2 separate regions of the Homo sapiens genome follow, and region 1 is linked to region 2. A link is an interaction called in ENCODE POLR2A ChIA-PET data of the cell type or tissue named here. Cell type or tissue: OCI-LY7. All regions are shown on one strand.

Region 1 (2,500 bases), 82 kb before region 2:
AATGTCTAATATCCAAAATTAATAAAGAACTTAAGCAAGTTTGCCAGAAAAAAAAAACTAGGAAAAAAGCATGAACAGATGTTCTTCAAGAGAAGACACACATGTGGCTAACAAGCATATTAAAAAATGCTCATTATTAATCATTAGAGAAACGTAAAGAAAAACCACAGTGAGATACAATCTCATACCAGTCAGAATGGCTATTAATAAAAAGACAAAAACAAACAAACAAACAAAAAAAAACGATGCTTGCAAGGCTGCAAAAAAAAAAGAATACTTATACACTGTTAGTGGGAGTATAAATTAGTTCAACCACTGTGAAAGCAGTGTGATGATTTCTCAAAGAACTAAAATCAAAATTACCATTTGATTCAGCAACCTGAATACCCCAAAAATACTCTATATACCCCCCAAAATATAAATTATTCTATTATAAAGACACATGCAAATGCATGTTCATTGCAGCACTATACACAATAGTACTTGTGAGCAAAGACATGGAAGCAACCTAAATGTCTATCAATAGTAGACCGGATAAAGAAAACATTATGGCTGGGCGCGGTGGCTCACACCTATAATCCCAGCACTTTGGGGGGCCAAGGTAGGCAGATCACTTGAGGTCAGGAGTTGGAGACCAGCCTGGACACCATGTTGAAACCCCGTCTCTACTAAAAAATACAAAACAAATTAGCCAGGCATGGTGGTGCATGCCTGTAATCCCAGCTGCTTGGGAGGCTGAGGCAGGAGAGTCGCTCGAGCCTGGGTGGTGGAGGCTGCAGTGAGCCAATATCGTGCCACTGCACTCCAGTCTGGGCGACAGAGGGAGACTGTCTCAGAAAAAAAAAAAAAGAAGAAAACATATTGTTGGGTGCAGTGGCTCACGCCTGTAATCGCAGCACATTGGGAGGCCAAGGCAGTTGGATTGCCTGAGCTCAGCAGTTTGAAACTAGCCTGGGACAACATGGCAAAACCCCGTACGTACAAAAAATACAAAAAGAAAAACTAGCTAGGTGTGGTGGCATATGCCTGTAGTCCCAGCTACTTTGGGGGCTGAGGTAGGAGGATTGCTTAAGCCCAGGATGTTGAGGCTGCAGTCAGCCAAGATCACCCCACTGTACTCCAGCCTGGGCAATAGAATATCCTGTCTCCAAAATAAAACAAAATATTTAATAAAAACAAAATATGATATATAAACATCATGAAATACTGTGTGGCCCTAAAAAAATAATAATAAGGTTATGTCCTCTGCAGCAACATGGTTGGAGCTGGAGACCATCATCTTTAGTGAACTAATGCAGAAATGGAAAACCAAATACATGTTCTCATTTATAAGTAAGTGCTAAATAATAACACATGGCACCCTGGGAGGCAGAGCCCAGCAGATCAGTTGAGGTCAGGAGTTTGAGACCAGCCTGGTTAACATGGTGAAACCCTGTCACTATTTTTAAAAATAAATAAATTAGCCAAGCGTGGTGACAGGTGCTTGTAATTTCAGCTACTCAGGAGGCTGAGGCAGGAGAATCACTTGAACCTGGCAGGCAGAGGTTGCAGTGAGATCATGCCACTGCACTGTAGCCTGAGTAACAGAGCAAGACTCCATCTCAAAACAAACAAACAAAAACACATGGACTCAAAGCGGGGAACAACAAACACAGAGGCCAAGTTGAGGGTGGAGGGTGAGAGGACAAAGAGGATCAGAAAAAGTACCTATTTGGTGCTATGCTTACTACCTCAGTGACAAAATAATCTGCACACCAAAGCCTCACAACACAATTTTATGTATATAACAAATCAGCACGTGTACCACGAACCAAATATAAAAGTTAAAAGGAAAAAAAATCCATGAGTGGAGAATAGTGCAATGTAAGTGGATGGATTTGTTTGTGCTATCAGATAGTGGCCCAGGGGGGCTGTACTCTGATTTGTGTCCATGCAGGCAGATGAGATTATGAACAGGTTGGTAGAGGAAGCAGGTTGCTACTGCAGATTCAGTGTCTGGGGGTGGGGATATCCCCAGAGACATGTAGACACTTTTGTGGATTTTTGGCAAAAAATACCAGGATCAAAAATGTTGTGGTGAAATTCCTGAGGGTGGTTCCTAGTCCTGGGAGGGGTGTGGACACATCAATGTCTAGTGCGTATGTTTGAGAGTGGGTGGGAATCCTGTGGTGGCAGCTGTGGAAAAAAGGGGTCTGTTATCACAGCTCATTTCCTCTAAGTTGTCAGTTCTCGCTCACCCTGGGAGGAGACATGGAATCACAGGACAACGGGCAGTGTGACAGTCTGTGTACAGGAGAGCAGAGCCTCCCATTCCCAGACACCCAGAGTTCCATTCCAGGCCAGGCTTCTGTGATATCTTTCCTCTGGTACCAAATCTCTAGAGTTTGTGGAATACCAAGCAATTCTCTAACACCAACTAATTGTCTAACATTTGAATTCTGACACCACCCAGGGTCAGCACAGACCCTGATTCAGGGCTCAGTCCCACAACACTATCCTC
Region 2 (2,500 bases):
CTCAAACAAACATAATATAGGTTCACAAATAAATGTTGACATTAGGAGAATTTTTTTGACTTTTTACCTAGACAAGATTAAACAACCATTCACAATAAACCAACACCACAAATAAATAAGTTATAAAAAACACAAGGATAATATTCATAGAGGCAAACAGAGAATTATATCGGCAGTAGACATATGGTTCATATTTGACTTTGCTCCACACTGTCTTAAATTGTACAGAGATAAATATTGTCATACACAATATAAACATCAAAATACAACTGATTGGTGTGAGGTGGCATACCCTAAAATATCTAACTCACAGGTATAAAATTGCAGAAGAAAATTAAAACATGAAAGGTAAAACTTACTAGACACCATCAAGTACATCAATATATTCATGAAAGAAATCTTAGAAGAATATTGAAAAAAAAGTAATCCAGAGCTTTCTTGAAGACAAAAATGTCTGAAAACTTTCCAAATTTTGATGTAATAAAAAAAATCTAACTAATAATACTTGATTCACAATTGACTTCAAAAACAAGATAAAAATAAAGACTCTCCAAGATAAAAGGTGAGGATGTTTATTACCACTAGAACACTTCTACAAAAAAATGTTACATGGTTAATCCCAGCACTTTGGGAGGCCGAGGCGGATGGATCACGAGGTCAGGAGATCGAGACCATCCTGGCTAACACGGTGAAACCCTGTCTCTACTAAAAATACAAAAAATTAGCCAGGCGTGGTGGCGGGTGCCTGTAGTCCCAGCTACTCGGGAGGCTGAGGCAGAATGGCGTGAACCCGGGAGGCAGAGCTTGCAGTGAACCGAGATTGTGCCACTGCACTCGAGCCTGGGTGACAGAGTGAGACTCTGTCTTAAAAAAAAAAAAAAGTTTCATGGTGGCCAAGCACAGTGGCTCATCCCTGTAATTCTACAGCTTTAGGAGGCCAAGGCAGTCAGATCACTTCAAACCAGGAGTTGAAGATCAGCCTGAGCAACATAGTAAGACACTGCATATTAAAAAAAAAAAATGCTAAAATGAGTCCCTTATGCTGAAAAATGATGGACACCATTATAAAAACATTTATAAATATAAACCTCTTTATTATAAATGTATATAGACACATATTCTTTACTATAATAATGATGGTGCATAAAACCCTTAAACTTCTTCTACAGAATATGAAAAATGAGGCCAGGCACAGTGGCTCACACCTGTAATCCCAGCACTTTGGGAGGCCGAGGCAGGTGGACTGCTTGAGGCCAGAAGTTTGAGACTAGCCTGGCCAACATGGCAAAACCTTGTCTATACTAAAAATACAAAAATTAGCTGGCAATTATGGTGTGTGCCTTTAATGCCAGCTACTTGGGAGGCTGAGGCACAAGAATTGTTTGAACCTGGAAGGCAGAAGTTACAGTGAACCGAGATAACACCATTGCACTCCAGCCTTGGGTGCAATGAAACTCTGTGAAGACAGTGAAACTCTGTCTAAAAAAAAATTTTAAAAAAAGGTTAAATGAAATATTAATATATTAATAAATACACACATTTAAAAAATTAAGGCCAGGCTGGGTGGCTCACACCTGTAATCTCAGCACTTTGGGAAGCCGAGGCGGGCAGATCACCTGAGGTCAGGAGTTTGAGACCCGCCTGACCAACATGGAGAAACCCCGTCTCTACTAAAAATACAAAAAATTAGCCGGGCATGGTGGTGCATGCCTGTAATCCCAGCTACTTGGGAGGCCAAGGCAGAAGAATCGCTTGAACCCGGGAGGCAGAGGTTGTGGTGAGACAACATCGTGCCATTGCACTCCAGCCTGGGCAACAAGAGCGAAACTCTGTCTCAATAAATAAATAAACAAATAAATAATCAAAGCACGTCACTACACAATTAAAATAAACAAAAATTAAGGCAGTAAAACAGAAAAAAAACTACAGGAAACACATAAAACAATAACAAACTAGTAACTAATTTCCTTTCTTTAAACAATCAATTTAAATATAAATTAAACTATTCAATAGGAAGAAATTAATCCTAGGGTTTTGGGAGGCCAAGGGGGGCTATTCACTTGATCCCAGAAGTTCAAGACAAGCCTGGGTAACATGGCAAAACCCTATCACTACAAAAAATACATAAATAACTAGCTGGGTGTAATGGTACTTACGTGTAAACAGCTACTTGACAGGGTGAAATAAAAGGATCATCTGAGTTTGGGAGTTTGAGGCTGCAGTGAGCCATGATCACACCACTGCAAACCAGCCTGATTGACGAAGTGTAACAGTATCTTAAAACTAAATGAATAATGGCCAGGCGCGGGGGCTCATGCCTGTAATCCCAACATTTTGGGAGGCCAAGGTGGGCAGATCACCAGGTCAGGAGATCGAGACCATCTGGCCAACATAGTGAAACCCTGTCTCTACCGAAAATACAAAAATTAGCTAGGCATGGCAGCAAGCACCTGTAGTCCCAGCTCCTCAGAAGGCTGAGGCAGGGGAATCGCTTGAACCC

Evidence for each region. ChIA-PET counts read pairs that join two places held together with the same protein. Peaks named below come from ENCODE experiments on the same cell type or tissue, not always from the same donor. Only the 100,000 strongest peaks of a DNase experiment are listed, where the experiment ranks them.
Region 1: POLR2A ChIA-PET joins it to region 2 with 11 read pairs; 3 of 35 experiments call an interaction of 5 or more read pairs at or near these places.

What each region holds. Positions count from the first base shown.
Region 1 is chr7:64,907,579-64,910,078 of GRCh38, reverse strand. The region is part of intron 1 of ZNF273 (zinc finger protein 273); the gene reads right to left. Among named protein-coding and RNA genes, the nearest start is that of ZNF273, 5.6 kb to the right of the region's middle. In OCI-LY7, no CTCF peak of the experiment used is centred here; DNase peaks (open chromatin) are centred at 1,458 and 1,938; H3K4me3 peaks cover 1,819 bases; H3K27ac peaks cover 2,220 bases.
Region 2 is chr7:64,825,633-64,828,132 of GRCh38, reverse strand. The region is part of intron 3 of ZNF138 (zinc finger protein 138); the gene reads right to left. Among named protein-coding and RNA genes, the nearest start is that of ZNF138, 32 kb to the right of the region's middle. In OCI-LY7, no CTCF peak of the experiment used is centred here; no DNase peak of the experiment used is centred here.